3 separate regions of the Homo sapiens genome follow, and regions 1 and 2 are each linked to region 3. The links are chromatin contacts, found by Hi-C or POLR2A ChIA-PET in ENCODE. All regions are on one chromosome and are shown on one strand. The core of a region is the stretch at or near the end of the contact, and the rest is flanking DNA. Distances in the headings are between cores, read along the strand shown.

Region 1 (2,919 bases), core at 1-2,500, 260 kb after region 3:
ATCACTCATTCACAGACTCATGCACCACACAATATACACACACAGACCCACCCTCACAAAAACAGATACAAAGACACACATAGATACGTGTACACACAGTGCAAAGAGATACACTTAGGTATCTCCAGACAGATGCACAGACATTCTCATACGCACACACTCACAGCCACAGGTCCTCACCCATGCAGGTATACACACCAGAGCACGCAGTCCAGGCATCGAGATGCTACCCCAAGGACTATAAATTCTGTCTATGGGGTTCTGGGAGGTCATTGGCCATGAGCCCTAAAGACTAGACTGCCCCCCTCTCCACGCGCTGACCCCAAGGAGAGTGGAGGGGCAGAGGAATGGCAGAACCTCTCTGATTCTCACCCTCTGAATGTGGGGTGGGAGTGGGGCGGGGGGAGTGAAGGGACCCCTACTGCCAGGGGAGCAGCTCACTGACCCGTGACTCTCAGGGAGGGAGTCCCCTGGCTCTTGGAGGTGGCTCCAAGGACTGAGAATTCGGGGGCTGGGAAGGGAGGTTTTATTTTCCTTCTGCCTTTTCCTGAAGCGTGCCCCACCTTCGGCAGCCCCATTCAGAGCCCCTCCTCCAGCACACCCTGTGGGGGGCGTCCCCCTAGCAGCTTCTCTCTCTTGGAAGGTCCCCTTCCTGAGCCGCGCCCACCTGCTCCTCCACAAGAGGAGGTCCTATCGGGATACATCCAGGTGTGCCCCACACCTGGAGGGCCCTCACGCTACATCCGCCCCCGCAAAAAGCCTCAAATGGGCCAAAGCCTCCCCACACCTACGCCCACCCCCAAACTCCCTCGCTGCGCCTCCTGCCCTGCGGGAGGTCAATGCCCACCCAGGTGAGCCCCACACCTGTTCTGGCCGCCCCCCCGCCGCCAGAGGCCACCCTTCCACGAAGACTCTTTTCCCGTTTGGCCGCTGCTGCCGGGGGAGTCCTGCCCAGTGCCCCCACCCCGGCACCCACCTCCTTCTTGACGGTGCGTAGCAGCCTCTGTCGGGTCTCCGCCTCTGTGGGACAAGAAACGAGAGCCGCGGGTCAGCCGAGAGAGGGTGCGGGGGCCGGGCGCTGCCCTCCCGCCGCCCTCGTGTCCAGCGGCCTCTTACCCGCGGGGGCCGAGGCCATGGCTCCGAGCGCTGCGTTCCGAGTCCCAGGAGGCGGTGGCGGCGGTGGCGGCGGTAGCTCCTCCGGCCGCGGCGCTGCTGCTGCAGCCGCGGCGGGGCGGGGCCGAGCGCTGAGTGACGGCCGGAGGGCGCCCGACGTCAGGACCCGAGGCGGCCGCCCCACCCCTCCGGAAAGCCACCGCTCGGCGGGGCAGCCGGGTCGCCTGCGCCAGGAGCCTTCGCGCCAAGCACGCACGCTCCCTCCCGCGCACCCAGCGCCCGAGCCTCTCAGGCTCCCCCAACCTCCACGCCAGCGCCCGCGTCCCTCCCTCTTCCCTAGGGCGGGGAAGGAAAGCGTCCGTCCTGAACCCTCCTCTGTGGGCCAGGCTCCAGGAAGTCACAGGAAATGGTGGGGCTACTACCGATATTCTCCAAGCCTCAGTTTTCTCATCTTTAAAATGGGTATAATGTGGTATAAAATGGGCATAATGGGTCTCAGAACGATCTGAGCCTTAAGTGAGATATTGGATGTGAAGCCCTTAATACAGACCCAGGGGGAAAGGCCAGCGAGCATAAATGCTTGCCACTGTTACTGTTATTATTATTAATTATTATTATTGAGGGTCTTCCAGCCGGTCGCGGTGGCTCACGCCTGTAATCCCAACACTTTGGGAGGCCGAGGCGGGCAGATCACTTGAGGTCAGGAGTTCGAGACCAGCCTGGCCAACATAGTGAAACCCCGTCTCTACGAAAATACAAAAATTAGCCGGACATGATGGCGAGCTGCCTGTAATCCCAGCTACTGGGGAGGCTAAGGCAGGAGAATCTCTTGAACCCGGGAAGCAGAGGTTACAGTGATCCAACATGGCGCCATTGCACTCCAGCCTGAGCGACAGAGTGAGACTCCGTCTCAAAAAATAAAAAAAATACAAATACAAAAATTAGCCAGGCATGGTGGCGTGCTCCTGTAATCCCAGCTACTCAGGAGGCTGAGGCATGAGAATTGCTTGAACCCTGGAGGCAGAGGTGTCAGTGAGCCAAGATTGTGCCACCACACTCCAGCCTGGGCAACAAAAGTGAAACTCCATCTCAAAAAAAAAAAAAAAAAAAAGAGTCTTCCAAGATACACTGGTTATCCATTCAGGAGAGGCCGGGACTTAAGTGGCTCCCTCCCCGACATGCAGGTCACTGGAGGAGTGGGGTTTTCCCAGGAGTCTGGCCCCAAAAGGAGGCACTTGTCAGCCAGGATCTCTGGGGCTGAGCAAGCAGTGGGCTCTGTGGGAAAAGCCTTGTTCCATCAAGAGCCCCTGGTCACCCCAAGTCCCTAACTGTATCCACCCAGAATGCAACTCAGGTCAATATTTATTGAGCACCTACTCTGTGCCAAGTGACTGTGCTAGAGATTTCTAAGTGAGCAAGACAGACAATGAACTCTGCCCTCATGGAGTTTAGGAGGCGGACAACAAAATATGTAAGAAAAGGACAGACCATGCTGGAAAGTTCTGGAGAAAAATTAAGTAGGCAAGGGGGACAGGGAGGGCCCAGACCCCTGGGGATCGTATTCTGAAGTAGGGTGGTTGAGGGAGGCCCCACTGAGCAGGTGACATTTAAGCAAAGAGGAAAAGGAGTAGGCCATGGGGATTTCTGGAGGAAGAGCAGTTGAGTCAAGGGAACAGCAAATGCAAAGTCCCTGAGGAGGGAGTGTGTCCAGTCAAACAGTGACAAATAGCACAGATGCCTGTGGGGCTGGAGTGGTGTGAACAATGGGGACGGTGGTGGGATGTTGGCCAGAGAGGTGCAGGGCCA
Region 2 (3,047 bases), core at 228-2,727, 500 kb before region 3:
AGGAAAGGAGCTAGAGAAAAAAAAATCCATCACTGAAGCCTTGATACGTTATTTAAAACTCACTATTAACCAGACAAACTATTTTTTCTGGGGAAGTGCTAATGATATGAACTAGAAAAAATTTTACTAGTACCTTAATAATAAATCATTTGAGAGAAAATTGCAACTTGGTATGCACCTCACCGAGCCCCTCGCCAATTCAATCGGGCCCTCCTTTGATAATTTAACAACAAATTCCTGTCTGGAATCACCCATTCAAGTGTCTTTTTAAGTGACTCCTGTTTCAATTTTTTAATAAAGTGCCACCAGTAGATCTACAAGTTGAGGAAAGCAGCTCAGGTGACACACTTGGCACCAAAAAGAATACTGAGTGGGTCAAAATCCTGCCCGGGGACAAAATAGAAGAGAAGCCGAAGAAGGTGACTAGACTTAATAGACTTCAAGAAGAGCAAGTACTGAAAACAGCAGTTTAACTACCTCGGACAATAAGCAACAAGCCTGCAGTCCCCAGGTAAGCGGCCCAGAGGGAGGTGAGAGGATGGAGTTGGAAAGGGGGACCAATGAGCCCGGGAAGAAGGAGCGACCAGGATGGAGCGCAAAGCAGTGACAGGCAAGGAGCCAACGGGGACTACACCAATGCAACAGGAAGAACCACGGGGATGGGACAGGGCAGGACAGGACAGGGCTGGGGGGAGGGGGCGACAGGGATGGAGCTGGTCCAGCCAAGTCATAACCAGACCCTGGCTGGGGCGCTCGCTGCGCGCAGGGCGCCGCGCCGGGCACTTTGGAGCGCTCTCTCCCGGGGTGCCCCCCACCGGCCCTCCGATGCCCCATTTCAGAGACTGGAACGACGAGGCCGGCCCCGCATCGCCCGCTCCGCTGTGTCACCCGCCCCGGGGCAGCGGAGGCTCAGCGCCCGACCCTCCAGGAAGCAGGGGGTAGCTGGCGGCCGCAGGGGGCGGCGGCTTGGGGCCGGCGCCGGCCGGGGCAGCTGGTACCTGGGCTCCGGCAGGACGATCCTCTTGCTGGCGCGGGCGGCCGGGGTCGCCTTGCTCTTCTCCATGGCCATCAGGTAACTGACATCGGCCAGCACAGCCTCCAGGTCCGCCATGTTGGCGAGCTTTGGCGGCGGCGGCGGCGGTTACTCCGGACCTGGACGGGACGCGCGCCCGCCGCCGCCGCCCGCCGCGCCCCGACCTGGGGGGGCCGCCCCGGGGCAGCCCCCCCCTCCGCGCGCCCCCGCCCCGCGCGCGCGCCGCGCGCCCCACTAGCGCTCTGCGCGCGCCGCAGGCTGTAGCCGGCCGGGGTCGCAGCACGCCTCCCCGCTCCGCCCCCTCGCGCGCCGCCCGGCGCCCCGCGCACGCGCGCCGCCCCCTGCTCCTTCAGCGAGGGTCTGCGGGGAGCGCGCGTCCAACGGTCAGCGCCCCTCAGTGCACAGTCCCAGCGGCCTCGCTGGGCCGGCGCCTCCCGACCAAGTCTCTACGGTCGCCCTCCCCTCGGGGTGGCCACGAGGGACTCCTCCTCCTCTTCCTCCTCCCCTCCCTCCCCCTCGGTCTCCGCCTCCTCCTTCTCCTCCTCCTTCACTGCCCCGACCTCCCGCCCCAGGTTCCACGCGCTCTGATGCCCGCCCCGCTCACCCAGAGAAGCCCTGGGCCAGACGTCCACAACCCAAGGGGTTATGGGGAGGCCTCTGCTCCCTGGACACAGTAGTTCTCAAACTGGACAGTGTCAATCAGCATCCTCCGGGAGGTCTGGGGTGGCCCCGGAAATACATGTGTCCCACCTATCCCAGCAGGTAATGATGAAACTCCTGCTCTGGTCCGGGCTACCGGTGAACAGCGCCCAGCGGGCCGGGCCCCCAACCTCGCTCCTGAGCCTGAACATCCCCCCAACCCCACCGTGAGAATTCAGCGAAGAGTAAAAGCTGGAAAAAGTTGCGTGTCTTAGGCTAAGCAGAACAAAGTGGGGTGACGGCTCCCCGGCTAGGAACAGAGATGCCCTTAGGGAGCCCTCTGATGGAAGAGCTCTCCGCTTAAGAAGGTCACCACTCCCTTACACTCAGGTGAGAGGTTTTAGTTTGGGTGTTGAAATGGTGTTGAGAAATAGAAGGAGAGAGAGTATTCCTGTCGTTAGGGTTTTACGGTCAATACAAGAGACAATTAGGGAGCATCTGCTGCGAGCACACTCGCACCACGAGGGTGATTTAGGGAAGTGGAAAAGCGAGATACAGCCCAAACACCGAAGCTGGGGGGAATTTCCAGCTTCCTGATCTTCGGTCTCGGTGTCTTTCATCATCACTCCACCCCGATGCCTGGGGTTTTCAGTTGCTTATTTTTCTACAGTGTGCACACAAGTCCGCATTCAGGATCCATGTGACACTCAGGCTGGAGTGGTGGTAAGGGACACGCAGGCAGTCTTAGGAAGACCTAAGCTGGAAATTAATGTTTTAAAATCCCTTTCATTCACCTGAATTGGTCACGTATTTCCATGAGCCTAGACGTTGCTAGAATTTGAGTGAACGTTCTGTCCATAACTTACAGGGTTAACGGGACCCACCAGATACAGTTAAGGTCAAATTTCAGATATTTCATGTAATGTCATTGCAGAAGCAGCCTGATTCTGTCATCAAATAGCCTGTTTCCCTCTTTTGTTTTCTCTCCCACGCCACAGCCCCCCTCAATCTGATTCCCTGCTATGCCTGCCATCACCACTGGCCAGTTTTACCACATGCTTCTCAAGACCCAAGGCACAATAGGCATAAAGTTGTCCTGAAAAGGACAAGAGGAGTGTCAGAAGTAGGAATGGCAGTTGAAGGAGCTTCGTCTGCCAGCAGAAAGCTGAAATGACAGGCAAGCACAAAATATATTAAGGAGACAAAGCTATGCATGAGCGAAATATCAAACTTTCATCTTCTACCCACTTTTTTTTTTTTTTTTTGCTTAAAAACAGGAAGACAGAATGTCTTGTCAAGGGTCACCCCAGGAGGAGGAGTAAATTCCCCAAAAAGCGGAACATATTTTTATGATTTAATTAATACAATTTCTCTC
Region 3 (2,835 bases), core at 291-2,790:
AAAAAAATCTTAGCTGTGAGTGCCTGGTCGTGTTAGGGAAGCAGGCGCCTGGTAGAGCCAGAGTAAGGCCATGTTCAATTCGACTCCATCTTAAGACTAAAAAGCCACATTCCTTGCTGGTCACAAGATAGTCATGGGATGTTTACAGTTGAGGAAACAGCCTAAAGATACCTACAAGGACGTACTCCTACATCAGCACAGAGTCCAGGTGTCCCAATACCCATAACAGTATGTGCTTGCAAGATAATTATAGTTACGCTTCGGTATACTCACACACTAAAATGTCAAGGATGGTTTTTGTTTTGCTTTTCAAGATTGTTTTATATTTCAATAATTTTGGGAAGTACAGGTCGTTTTTGGTTACATGGGTGAATTCTATAGTGATGATTTCTGAGATTTTCGTGCACCCGTCACCCGAGCAGTGTGCACTGTACCCAATATGTAGTCTTTCAACCCTCACCCACCTCCCAACCTTCCCCCCAAGTCCCCAAATTCCATGATATCATTCTTATGCCTTTTCATGCTCATAGCTTAGCGCCCACTTGTAAGTGAGAACATATAATATTTGGTTTTCCATTCCTGAGTTACTTCGCTCAGAATAATGGTCTCCAGCTCCGTCTAAGTTGCTGCAGAAGACATTATTCCCTTCCTTTTTTGTGGCTGAGTAGTATTCCATGGTGTATACATACGTGCCACGTTTCTTTAAATCAATAAAGTAATCAATTTTGTCATGCCGTGCGCTCACCTGCAAGTAGACACAGTTTAGCTTAGCTTTTACATGGACAACACTCCTCTATAAGAAAAACTTAAAAACAAACCCGGGCGGTGGGTCCTCCTCTCACTTTCTGAGGATGCTCTACTCTGTAACAGGGTAGCTTTCAATCAACCATCCCTTCTTACTGCACTCCGGAACTTGCTTTGAATTCCTTCCTGTACGAAATCCGAGAACCCTCTCTTGGGGTCCGTTTCAAGACCCTCTTCTCTGGTAACAATGGCATATCCACTTCAGCCCCCTTGGCTAGCAGAGCAATAAGAGGGAGCCCAAACTGGGGCCAGCCCATCAGAAAAGGGGGTTATCTGCCCCAAAAAAAGGCATCTCTGAGCCAATCCCAGGGCAGAGCCAACCCACAGAGCCCTTAAGAGTGTTGTCAGCTGCAGCACATTTGAAATCACTGAAAACACACAACTAGGGAGTGGCGGGTGGCGGGGGGCGGGGGTGGGTGCCGGTTGGGAGGGGGGGAACAGCAAACACATTTTCCATCCTCTCAGTTCCCAGCCTGACCCAACAACTGCCCTCCTGGCCCCAATCGGTTCTCTCCACCATGCGGAGGGGCAGATGGGGTAGATGGGGTCAGCGAAGACAGGACCCAGCAAGAAGCAGCAGCCCAGTCGAAAAGCCTGAAGTCCTGATACAACCAACGCAGATGCGTAAAAAAAATGCCGTGCTGCGTGAAAGGAGCCAGACACAACAAAGCCATGCTGCATGAGCCCACTGACAGGAAATGTGCAGAAAAGGCAAGACTGCAGAGACAGGCCGCAGACGAGTGGCTGCCAGGGGCTTCCGCTGGATGGGGTGGGGGCTGGGGGGAGTGCCTGCTAATAGGTACAGTGCTTCCTTCTGGGGTGAGGACAATGTTCTGGGCTAGAGAGTGATCCCTGGGCAACTTGGTACATTTACTAAAAATTGCTGTACACTTCAATCGAGTGAATTTTATACTCTGTAAATTATACTTCAATAAGCTATTGGAGGAGGAGGAGGAAGAAGAAAAAAGAGGAGGAGGAGAAAAGAGAGGAAGGGGTAAAGGTGGAAGAGGAAAAGGAGGGGGAAGAGGAGGAGGAAGAGGAGATGGGCCCAGTGCAGTGACTCAGGCCTGTAATCCCAGCACTTCACGAGGCTGAGGTGGGAGGATCACTTGAGCCCAGGAGTTCAATACCAGCCTTGGCAACATGGCCAGACCCTGTCTTGATTTTTAAAAAGAAAAAAAAAAGTGCAGAAGGAGGAGAAAAGGGAGGAAGAGATAAAAATGGAAGAGGAAGAAGAGGAAAAGGAGGAGAAAAAACAGGAGGAAGAGAAGAGGGAGGAAGAGAAAAGGGAGGAGGAAAAGAAGGAAGTGGAGAAGGAGCAAACCGTGCCAAGGGATGAGAAAAGAGGGAGAAGCAAGCTAGAAGGTCTTGCCTGGGCATGCGCAGGGCCAGCAGCGCCTACAACCTGGCTGGAGCGCTCCCTCCCCACTCAGTCAGTGAACATGATTAAGCCCTACCAGGAGCTGGGAGCGAAGCTGCTGGGAGCAGGGATCTGCACTCAGGTAGGCCTGGGGTTCAAATCCCAACTACAGCCCTGCCTCACACTGTCATCCAGGACAACCTGCTTCTCTTCTCTGTGCCTCGGTTTCTTCAGACATAAAATGAGGCTGAGAATAACAACAACAATCATGATAATTTCCTCCCTCACAGGATGGCAGTGAGGCAGAGGTCAGATGATATGAGAAAAGCACTCAGCAGGCTGACTGCAACTGCTCAATCAATGAAGGCCCTGAGGATAAAGTGTGAAGCATTAGGGACATGAGTGAGGCAGGATTCTTGCCCTCAGCGGGGCTCACGGTCTGTAAGAGAAGCACTTGGGAATAAATTACAGCACTAGAGGCTAGAGGGCCTGGAATGGAGGAGTTCACAGGATAGGGTGCAACCCAGGAGGGCTTCTTGGAGAAGGTGGCACAGAACCCAGGCTTGAAATATGACAAAATGTCCCTATTCTCAAGAGACCTCGAGTTCAAGTAGAAGATTCAGCATCTCTGGAAATACATCTCCTTAAGAGAAAAATGCTGTTTCTATAAC

Evidence for each region. A loop is a pair of places that touch in the nucleus more often than their neighbours do. ChIA-PET counts read pairs that join two places held with the same protein, here RNA polymerase II (POLR2A). Pooled maps may share reads with other maps.
Region 1: a loop to region 3 is called in a pooled map, with 5 times the contacts of the local background. The contact joins the promoter of SGSM1 here to the enhancer-like site in region 3. A Hi-C loop is called at or near these places in 1 of 168 maps with a recorded cell type or tissue (naive thymus-derived CD4-positive, alpha-beta T cell) and 10 of 50 pooled maps. POLR2A ChIA-PET finds 5 or more read pairs at or near these places in 1 of 52 experiments (activated CD8-positive, alpha-beta memory T cell).
Region 2: a loop to region 3 is called in a pooled map, with 6 times the contacts of the local background. The contact joins the promoter of GRK3 here to the enhancer-like site in region 3. A Hi-C loop is called at or near these places in 2 of 168 maps with a recorded cell type or tissue (lower leg skin and naive thymus-derived CD4-positive, alpha-beta T cell) and 5 of 50 pooled maps. POLR2A ChIA-PET finds 5 or more read pairs at or near these places in 1 of 52 experiments (activated naive CD4-positive, alpha-beta T cell).

What each region holds. Positions count from the first base shown.
Region 1 is chr22:24,804,542-24,807,460 of GRCh38, reverse strand. It overlaps SGSM1 (small G protein signaling modulator 1), which reads right to left and starts at 1,250. Exons shown (of 25, transcript NM_001098497.3): 1 at 1,117-1,250; 2 at 977-1,020. The coding sequence starts at 1,135. RefSeq lists a silencer at 1,203-1,412.
Region 2 is chr22:25,563,105-25,566,151 of GRCh38, reverse strand. It overlaps GRK3 (G protein-coupled receptor kinase 3), which reads right to left and starts at 1,477. Exons shown (of 21, transcript NM_005160.4): 1 at 999-1,477. The coding sequence starts at 1,111. It overlaps GRK3-AS1 (GRK3 antisense RNA 1), which reads left to right and starts at 736. Exons shown (of 4, transcript NR_183564.1): 1 at 736-1,072; 2 at 1,793-2,062; 3 at 2,671-2,849. RefSeq lists an enhancer at 265-780 and silencers at 892-1,141, 1,452-1,551.
Region 3 is chr22:25,061,201-25,064,035 of GRCh38, reverse strand. The region is part of intron 6 of KIAA1671; the gene reads right to left. Among named protein-coding and RNA genes, the nearest start is that of KIAA1671-AS1, 50 kb to the left of the region's middle. RefSeq lists an enhancer at 1,873-2,787. Within about 2 kb of position 1,540, at least 7 of the 41 ENCODE cell types and tissues checked have a DNase peak (open chromatin) inside an H3K27ac peak, as active enhancers do.